2 separate regions of the Mus musculus genome follow, and region 2 is linked to region 1. A link is a loop called in an ENCODE intact Hi-C map of the cell type or tissue named here. Cell type or tissue: gastrocnemius. All regions are shown on one strand. Each heading gives the region's core, and the rest is flanking DNA. Links, peaks and the distances in the headings are about the cores only.

Region 1 (5,379 bases), core at 118-5,117:
CCATAAATTAATACCTATGGCCCTTTCCCAGTACTCTGTAAACCCTAAGTGCCCAGGGCAACGCTCGAAACACCACCTACCTCTCCTACCTCCACACACACAGCACTGCCCACCACTTCAACCATAGTGTGCACAGTCCTGCCCACCATTGGACATCAACATACACAGTACGACGTACCACTACTAACCCAGAGAGCAGTGCCCTACCTGTGTGTCGCTCCTACATCATCACAAACGGCCCGACTCCTCCTCCTTCACTTCCTACATCACTAGTCACAGCAGTGCCCTCAACCTGTACAGCATACACAAGCCACTCTTTTGTCAGCATACACAGCCGTGCCCTATTCCTTCAATGGCCTTCTATCACATTATATCAGGATTTAAAGCTCAGTCCTGCTGTCACATTCACAATTCACAGTCCTGGCCAGCACTTTAGAGACCCAAGTCGGTACTAACAGTCTCATCCACAATCTCACCCTCATATCTCAAATGGCCCTGTCCTCTTTCAGCGTTTCTGGGCCTTTATTATAATACTATCTCAAGAATTGACAAATGGGACCTAATGAAACTCCAAAGCTTCTGCAAGGCAAAAGACACCATCAATAAGACAAAAAGACCACCAACAGATTGGGAAAGGATCTTTACCTATCCTAAATCAGATAGGGGACTAATATCCAACATATATAAAGAACTCAAGAAGGTGGACTTCAGAAAATCAAATAACCCCATTAAAAAATGGGGCTCAGAACTGAACAAAGAATTCTCACCTGAGGAATACCGAATGGCAGAGAAGCACCTGAAAAAATGTTCAACATCCTTAATCATCAGGGAAATGCAAATCAAAACAACCCTGAGATTCCACCTCACACCAGTCAGAATGGCTAAGATCAAAAATTCAGGTGACAGCAGATGCTGGTGAGGATGTGGAGAAAGAGGAACACTCCTCCATTGTTGGTGGGATTGCAGGCTTGTACAACCACTCTGGAAATCCGTCTGGCGGTTCCTCAGAAAATTGGACATTGTACTATAGGAAGATCCAGCAAGACCTTACCTGGGCATATAACCAGAAGATGTTTGAATTGGTAATAAGGACACATGCTCCACTATGTTCATAGCAGCCTTATCTATAATATCCAGAAGCTGAGAAGAACTCAGATGTCCCTCAATAGTGGAATGGATATAGAAAATGTGGTACATTTACACAATGGAGTACTACTCAGCTATTAAAAAGAATGAATTTATGAAATTCCTAGCCAAATGGATGGACCTGGAGGGCATCATCCTGAGTGAGGTAACACATTCACAAAGGAACTCACACAATATGTACTCACTGATAAGTGGATATTAGCCCAAAACCTAAGATACCCAAGATATAAGATACAATTTGGTAAACACATGAAACTCAAGAAGAATGAAGACTGAAGTGTGGACACTATGCCCCTCCTTAGAATTGGGAACAAAACACCCATGGAAGGAGTTACAGAGACAAAGTTTGGAGCTGAGACAAAAGGATGGACCATCTAGAGACTGCCATATCCAGGGATCCACCCCATAATCAGCATCCAAACGCTGACACCATTGCATACACTAGCAAGATTTTATCAAAAGGACCCAGATATAGCTGTCTCTTGTGAGACTAGGTTGGGGCCTAGCAAACACAGAAGTGGATGCTCACAGTCAGCTAGTGGATGGATCACAGGGCTCCCAATGGAGGAGCTAGAGAAAGTACCCAAGGAGCTAAAGGGATCTGCAACCCTATAGGTGGAACAACATTATGAACTAACCAGTACCCCGGAGCTCTTGACTCTAGCTGCATATGTATCAAAAGATGGCCTAGTCGGCCATCACTGGAAAGAGAGGCCCATTGGACAAGCAAACTGTATATGCCCCAGTACAGGGGAACGCCAGGGCCAAAAAAATGGGAATGGGTGGGTAGGGAAGTGGGGGGGAGGGTATGGGGGACTTTTGGGATAGCATTGGAAATGTAATTGAGGAAAATATGTAATAAAAATATTAAAAAAAGAATAAGCAACAACAAATGCTGATAAGGATGTAGAGAAAGATAACTCATATTTGCTGTTAATGGGATTGCAGACTAGTATGGCAACTCAGAAAAACAGTGTGAACATTTCTCAAAAAGCTAAGAATAAATCTATTGTATAACCCCCCCCCAAAAATACTATCCAAAGCTCTGTTCCTACTTCATATGTCACCAGTCACTGAACCACGTTCAACCTCTACTTCAGCATGCATAGCACTGTCCATCATGTATAATTCGGCTCCCACTCACAGGCACGCCCTCCTTCCCCTGTATCCCTCCAGCAAGTAAAGCCAGCATCCAAAGCTCAGCTCTGTCAACAAAATCTCACCACACATAGCCCTGGCTGGTACTCTTGAGGCCCTAACCACCTTGCTGAGTACTGACAGTCTGGTCCACCACTTCAGCTTGCACAGCCCTTCCTTCTCCTTAAGCAGATCTGAACCGAGTTAAGTGGGGATCCAAAGCTCCGCCCTAGTATCCCAGTAGCTCCACCCACTCAGGTCTGCACTCACAACAGGCCCAGATTCCAAGCACCCGTAATTCCTAACTGTTCCCAAGGATTCTTCAGAGCACAAACTCCCATTCCCAACCTCTATCAGGTGCTCACAGCCCCACCCCACCCCACCCCAATGCCTAACCTCGGGATTCAAACAGCTTTGGCCCTGGACCAATTTTAGGCCCCTCCTCAACAAGCCTCTTCCCTCACATCCCCAATCCCGCCCCTCCTGCTGCAGTGCAACCTACTCCTACTTTCATGGGTTTTTGCAGACTCCGCCGACTAAATCACTCACTCCTTTTCTCACTTCTTTCCCTCCCCAACCGCCTATTACAGACCCTGACCCACTTTATTTGCAAGATTGCTTTAAGAAAACGGTGTCTTCTAGCATTCGATGTCGCTTACTGCTTAATTACGCAAGTCCGTACCTTCCTATCCGGGTAGCATAGTGCCTGTAGTTCTAATTGGCTGCGGATGTTTACTCGTGTAAATGGGCGTGGTGTGCGTGCTTACGTAAATTGTGTAAGTTCGGGCACGGATGTGTTTCTGGGTCTCTTCTTAAAGCAGTCAGAGTTAAAGTCCCAGAACGCCAGTTAAAGTTAAGGCTATAGCCAAATGCTTTCCTTTCTTTAGAGCGGACATTATCCACCCACTCTCAGGAGTCTTTGGTACTGGCGGACTTCCGGGAACGCTGGAAGAGAGAGAAAGGACTGGGTGTAAACTGGAGTCTGCCGCGTGATAAGTGACAAAGCTGAGAGGCCCACAGCACCCAAAGGACACAGGTAACCTGTTGAGTCGGAGCCTTCGAGCTTGCCCCCATCCCCCACCCCATTGAGGACACCCCAGCCTCCAGCTTCGCCAACTGCTGGGCCAGCCCAAGACCGGTCTTTGCATGCCCCATCTTGCCAGCATTTCACAGTCTCTCCTAAGTGATGCAGTGTGGATGCAGGCGGATGAAAACCAAATGTGCTGCTCCAGGGCACTGTTTCTTCCTTACTTTTAGGCTACGAATTCACTGACACTCTAGACTATGAGGCCTTTGGTATTATTATGCCTAGTCTAATATACCAGTTGACACTGAAGGCACTGGGATTTGGTAGACCTGAGCATTTCCATGCAATCACATTCTATGTGGCATCATTTTTCTCCTGTTAAATTGCATGTTTGACTTAATAATGGCAACCAGTTGCAGAATTAACTTTCTACATCAGGCGGTTCTTGTACCAGACAAAAAAGGACCTTCCCACTGACATGATAGCAGAACCAAGCTGTGAGTGAGATGTACAGCCCTAACTCTTGTTGATCTCTAAGGCTTGCTGAGCCTTTCCTGCTGCCAGTAGCCAACAAAACTAAGTTTTACTTGGTGTTTTTTTTTTTCCTTTATCTACCTTCTCCTTATGTAAGTGGAGAAGCAGAAACAAACCAAAAAGGGCAGCTTCTTCATCCACAGAGCAGGTTTATCTGCAGAAACATGAGGAAGAGTATTCAGTTGTTCTAGCTACAGGGCAGTGAGTGAAATGAGAAGAGGGCAAATATTTCGCGTGGGCAGCCAGATTGCAAGGAATCCTGAGGATTCTTGTGAGATGGGTGGATTCTGGGCTGGTTGGAACATGAGCCCTTGGCAGGAATCAGAGTCTTCCAGACATGCGCACAGAACAATCAGATCTGGAAAAAAAGGTTTATGTTAGTTTAGAGGTTACAGTCTGTCATTGGGGTAGGGCAGGGCAGGAATTCAGTCCCTGAGAACTCCAAAGGTCCAGGATAGTTGACTCTATTGGTCTTCCTGTGGAGTTTTTATCTCCTTTAGGGTCCACATCCTTCCCCCAACTCTTCCATAAGAGTCCCCAAGTTCCATCCACTGTTTGGCTGTGGGTCTCTGTATCTCTCTGAGTCAACTGCTGGGTGGAGCCTCTCAGAGGACAACATGCTCCTGTCTGCAAGCATAACAGAATATCATTAATAATGTCACAAATTAGTGCTTGCCCATGGGATGGGTCTCAAGTTGGGCTGGTTTTGGTTGGCCATTCCCTCAGTCTCTGTTCCATCCCCATCCCTGCATTTCTTGGAGACAGGATAAATTTAGGGTCGAAAGTTTTGTGGGTGGGTTGGTGTCTCTATTGCTCCACTGGGGCTCCTGCCTGGCTACAGGAAGTGGCCTCTTCAGGTTCCATATCCCCAATGCTGTGAGTCACTGTTAAGGTCGCCCTCTTTGATTCTTGGGTGTCTCCCTTATCCCAGGTCTATTTCATCCTGGAGATTCACACACACACCTCCATGCCCCTGTCAGTTGGAGATTTTCATTCATTCTCATGGACATCTGATCATCTTTCCTGTCCCTCCCCACACCTGATCCTGAACACTCCCACTCCTAGGCTCAGAGGTTAAGAGCAGGACATTATTAATCTGTGACAGGAAGCACATTGAGTTCAGTGGAGTTTCAGGGCACATGGGAATCATCTGGGGAAGGCAAGGCCCAATGGATGTGAGCCTGAAAAGCTCAGCTGTGGTGTGTTTCTATCTTTAGGCCCAGAGACTCTGAGGAAAATGAAGTTTCCCTGCCTATCCTTCCGGCAGCCCTACGCTGGTTTAATCTTAAATGGAGTCAAGACTCTTGAGACACGTTGGCGTCCCCTGTTGAGCAGCGTTCAGAAATACACCATTGCCATCCACATTGCTCACAAGGACTGGGAAGATGATGAATGGCAGGAAGTGCTCATGGAGAGGTTGGGGATGACCTGGACACAGATTCAGACCTTACTACAGGCAGGAGAAAAGTACGGCAGAGGCGTGATAGCTGGTAAGTGAGGCTGTACCAAATACCACGTAGACAATTCCAACAGGA
Region 2 (5,379 bases), core at 131-5,130, 70 kb after region 1:
TCTTTCCTCCAGCTTGGCTCTTATATTCTTTTTGTCAACCTCTAAGATCTAGGGCAGACATTCAAGTCCCTAAGAGTTAGTACCTTGAGAGGAATGAATGTCTTGGCAATGGAGTACAGAAGCATCCTAATTTCTGATACACGTAGTATGAAATATATCTGAGGCCAAGATGGCTTCCCCAAGAGAGGAGCTGTAATAGAAAAATTAGATATAGGGACATCCATTATGTTAGCCTCTGAATTTTCAAGAATATTGGTAAATGAGAGGATGAGATGAAGATGTTGGCTTGCCACTTCTCATGGCAGTGGGGAAGAGTCAGGTAAAGGTAAAGTTGGATCTGTTTTAATCAGCCCTGCCCAAAACTCTAAAAAAAAAAAAAAAGGAAGCTATGGCAGGAGTCAGGTAGCAAAGAGAAAGAGAGAGAAATAGAGGTTACAGAAGATCACCACAGCTTCAACAATTTGATAGAAAGGGAAAAGCAGCCAGGCATAGGAGCACACACTTTTAAAAAAATTAAATTGGATATTTTCTTTATTTACATTTCAAATGGTTTCCCCTTTCCAAGTCTCCCCTTCAAAAACCCCCTATCCCATCCCCACCCTGTCTCTATGAGGGTGCTCCCCCACTCACTCACTCCTGTCTTCCTGTCCTGGCATTCTTCTACACTGGGGCATCCAACACCCTCAGGCCCAAAGGCCACTCCTCCCACTGATGTCCAACAAGGCCATCCTCTGCCACATATGTGGCCAGAGTCATGGGTCCCACCATATGTACTCTTTGGTTAGTGGTCCAGTCCCTGGGAGCTCCAGGGGGTCTGGTCTGTTGACACTGTTGCTCCTCCAATGGGGCTGCAAACTCCCTCAGAGGAGCACACATCTTTTGTTTGTTTGTTTGTTTGGTTGGTTGGTTTTGTTTTGTTTTTCGAGTCAGGGTTTCTCTGTGTAGCCCTGGCTGTCCTGGAACTCACTCTGTAGACCAGGCTGGACTTGAACTCAGAAATCTGACTGCCTCTGCCTCCCAGGTGCTATGGTTAAAGGCGTGCGCCATCACTGCCCTTTAATCTCAGCGCTCTGAAGGTAGAGGCAGGCAGATCTCTATGAATTTGAGACCAGCCTAGTCTACAGAGCTAGTTCCAGGACAGTCAGAGCTATATAGTGCTCTTAATAATGCAAAGACTATGGAGATCAAAGATTATTCAGCAGTAGAATGCTGAAATTAGGGGAATACTTTAAACAAGTAGTGAAGGAGCCTCTTACCACCTGCCTTGCGAGCTTGTGGGACATGGGAACAGATGGGATCAGGTTGAGTGCTGTAGAAGCAGAGGGATTAAGCAATATATCCTTCCTTGAGACCCATGCTTCATAACTTGAGGCAGTATGAGTAGAATGAGGGAAACACCCTGGTGGAGTGGTTCATATGAGACATTAGAGATAGGTGCTTATCACTGGTACAAGTTCCCACAGATATCAGGGGCTGGAGGACAATAGAGGAAGGAGGGGCACTACTGAGGGAATTGGGAATGAGAAGAGCAATGGATGATGCCAAGTTCACTAGGAATAATGGAACTCTATTCAACAGAGTTCAAAGACAAGTTCATTCAGCAGGGACCTGGAGATTGCTATGAGGCTCTCATGGCTTTGCTGAGCCCTTTACTGGGACAGGAGCTGTACAAAATTGGAGAGGTTTTGGCAGACCTAAGTGACTTCTACAAATGTAAACATTGTGCCTGTGAAGTAGACTAACCTAGAGGAGATTAGAAAAAGGCAAAGCAAAGCACTCAAGACGTTAAATTTCAAAAAATCCAAATAACCCAATTGAAAAATGGGTTACAGAGCTAAACAGAAAATTCTCAACAAGGAATCTCAAATAGTGAGAAGCACTTAAAGAAATGTTCAACATCCTTAGTCATCAGGGAGATGCAAATAAAAACAACCTGAGATTCTACCTCACACCAGTCAGAATGGCTAAGATCAGAAACTCAAGTGACAGCAGATGCTGGTGAGGATGTGGAGAAAGAGGAACACTCCTCCATTGCTGGTGGGATTGCAAGCTGGTACAACCACTCTGCAAATTAATCTAGTGGTTTCTCAGAAAATTGGAAATAGTTCTTCCTGAAGACCTGGGCACATACCCAAAAGATGCTCCAACATATAACAAGGACACATGCTCCACTATGTTTATAGCAGCTTTATTTATAATAGCCAGAAGCTGGAAACAATCCAGATGTCCCTCGACTGTAGAATGGATACAGAAAATATGGTTCATTTAAATAATGGCGTACTATTCAGCTATTAGAAAAGAGAACATCATGAATTTTGCAGGCAAATGGATGGAACTAGAAAATATCATCCCGAGTGAGGTAACCCAGACACAAAAGGACATGCATGGTACATGCTCACTGATAAGTGGGTATTAGCCAAAAAGTATAGAATACTCATGACAGAACTCACAGACCCTATGAAGTTTAACAAGAAGGAAGGCCCAAGTGAAGGTGCTTCAATCCCACTTAGAAGGGGTAACAAAATAATCTGGGAGACATGGGGAGGGAGGGACCTAGGTCGGGGAGGAAAAAGGGGGCAGGATCAGGTATGGGGGGAGTCAGGAGAAAAGCCCAGAGGACCAGGAGAATAAATGGAAATATGCAGCAGTGTGGGGTAGGGGTGGGGGAACCTCTAGAAAGCCTCAGAGACCTGGGTTGTGAGAGGCTCCCAGGACACAATGGAGAGGACCTCAGCTGAAATGCCCAACAGTGTGGAGATGGAACCTGAAGAGACCACCTCCAGTAGATAGACAGGCCCCCAGTGGAGGAATGGGGTCACCAACCCATGATTGTTCCTGTATAAAGGAAATGCAGGGACATAAATGGAGCAGAGACTGAAGAATGGCCATCCTGGGACCAGTCCAACTTGGGATTCATCCCATGCACAGACACCAAACCCTGACACTATTACTGATGCAGTGTTGTGCTTGCAGACAGGAGCCTAACATGACCGTCCTCTGAGAGGCTCTACCAGCAGCTGACTGAGACAGATGTAGATACTTATAGCCAACCACTGAATTGAGGTCAGGAAGAGTTACAGGAAGAATTGAAAGAGCTGAAGCGGATTGCAACCCCATAGGAAAAACAACAGTATCAACTAACCCTCACCCCTCAGATCTCCCAGAGACTAAGCCACCAACCAAAGAGCTGGTCCATGGCCCCTGGCACATATGTAGCACAGACTGCCTTGTCTGGCCTCAGTGGGAGTGGATGTGTGCAATCCTGTAGAGACTTGATGCCCCAGGAAAGGGGATGCTGGGGTGAGGGATGTGAGGTGAGAGTGGGTGGGGATGTGAGGGGGCCACGTGGGTGGGCGGGTGGTGGAGCATCCTCTCAGAGGCAAAGGAAAGGGGCATGGGGTGAAGAACTCTGGGAGGGGAACTGAAAAGGGGAGTAACATTTACAATGTAGATAAAATAATTTTTAAAAATAAGAAACAAAAAAGAAAAGAAAAAGGCAAAACAGAAGAGGAGCTCTGTCTGTGTTACTTAAAGGCAAATGTGGCAAGATTTGTGCAGAGCCCAAGTGCCTAAGGAAAAACTGACAGCCAAATTCTATGCTAATGAGCTTCTGGGAGACTAAAGTCTGAAAAGCAATTAGTTGAAAGAAAGCATCCAAATAAGAAATATAGCTGAATATGATTAAGACTGTCCCAAAGTGAGTCATTATCCCCCCCATAGACTATGCAGGGTATAGTTAGTTCCCTGTGGCAAAGATTTATGCTAGGATTGGGGACGGTTTGAAAAGTCAAGGTATCTCACAGCATGGTGAATGGAGAAGCAACAGATGCAACTACAGCCACAGTGCTAACCTTGTACCAACCTCTTGTATCAGGGAATCAGCCTAAGCAGCAAATGAGAATGGAGCCCAGTTTCCCCTTGGCCTTAGGTGGGGGAGAATGGGTCAGCCCCACCAAGTATATTGGAGGTAGAAAAATGCAGAGACTCCATGCTGCCTACATACTTTCCATTATAGCTGCTTGGCCCTCCCCTACCCAGTTCCCAGACTCTACCCATGCATCATAAATACATTGGAGCCCCAGGGTGAACTATGGTAGACTCATGTTATGATTCATTATTAGAACCTTATGAAGACGGAGTAAACTTCCTTTGCATCTCACTCTGAAAGGAATTCTCATAGCTCCCTTTTAATGAGGATCAGAGAGTGAGGGGGGAAGAAGAGAGAGAGGGGAGGGGGAGGAGAGAGAGAGAGAGAGAGAGAGAGAGAGAGAGAGAGAGAGAGAGAGAGAGAGAGAGAGAGAATATCGATTTGTGAGGGATCAATTGAGGTTAGGTTTAAGCCTCATCCCAGAAAGAGATATCCCCAATAATGCAGCCATGCTTACAAGGGAGACAGACTTGTAGGAAGGCACTCAGCTCACTTCTACTTCAAAAGATTCTGGGAGGTATGCTTTGTCTTAGAATCTGAAGAGCCACGGCTCTGGTTCACTTAGTAGAAATGATAATATCCTGAGTACAGACTGAGGAAGTACCACAATAAAAGATGCCAAGTAATCCAGCATGTCCTCCTTTGTCAGTCCCGTACCACAAGGGAGATTTCTCAGGCAACACACCCCTATCCTAAGCGTTCTAAAGCATCCTAACCTTCCCACTATGTTTGGACTGGGAGTATGTTGGATAGGATCCAGTAATACCCCTGCTCTGAACCCAGACAAACACTGTGCAGAGGCGACATGCAAGTGGTTCCTAATTTCCATATTCAGGTCTGAGAGAGCTTAGGGGTTTTCCTACAAAGAGCATTGCCCCTGCCAAGAGGAGGGCCAAGGTCCCGGGCAGTGAAGGTAAGAAATGGAGGAACTCAGGGCAACCTCCACCCTCTCATCTAAATATAGGAACACCCAATGTTGGATCACCAAAATATATACATAAAATATAAATAGGCTTAACAAGATGGGCTCTAATGTGTAATGTCATACTAGTGGAGGGTGTGTGTGTGTGTGTGTGTGTGTGTGTGCGCGCGCGCGCGTGCATGCGCATGCACACGTTTGTATTTGAATGACTTCATGTACAAGAGCCCAAGGAGGCTAGAAGAGGACATTAAATCTAAAACTAGAGTTGCAGAAGTTTATGTGGGTGCTGGAAAACAAGCCCAGTTCCTCTGCAAGAGCAGTACTCATTCTTAGCTGCTAAGTCATGTCTCCAGCCCTGCTAATACAGGACTTTAATGTCCAACTTTCAGCCATTTAAACTCAATCCAGACAGAAATTCGCCAAGGAATCATGGGGAGTGCTATTTCATACAGAAATGGATCTAATAGGTACTTCTGCAACACTCTATGCAGCAAAGACATCAGTTATTCTGCAACAGTGAAAGCCTTGC

Evidence for each region. A loop is a pair of places that touch in the nucleus more often than their neighbours do. Peaks named below come from ENCODE experiments on the same cell type or tissue, not always from the same donor. Only the 100,000 strongest peaks of a DNase experiment are listed, where the experiment ranks them.
Region 2: a loop joins it to region 1, with 6 times the contacts of the local background. A loop is called at or near these places in 5 of 42 quality-filtered maps.

Annotation. Positions count from the first base shown.
Region 1 is chrX:70,382,833-70,388,211 of GRCm38, forward strand. Eola1 (endothelium and lymphocyte associated ASCH domain 1) reads left to right here and starts at 3,081. Exons shown (of 3, transcript NM_026787.2): 1 at 3,081-3,319; 2 at 5,062-5,334. The coding sequence starts at 5,082. It also overlaps a transcript of Ids not described here. In gastrocnemius, for the core only: no CTCF peak of the experiment used is centred there; DNase peaks (open chromatin) are centred at 2,667, 3,023 and 3,320; H3K4me3 peaks cover 2,207 bases; H3K27ac peaks cover 1,944 bases.
Region 2 is chrX:70,452,783-70,458,161 of GRCm38, forward strand. No RefSeq gene overlaps it. Among named protein-coding and RNA genes, the nearest start is that of Tmem185a, 22 kb to the right of the region's middle. In gastrocnemius, for the core only: no CTCF peak of the experiment used is centred there; no DNase peak of the experiment used is centred there.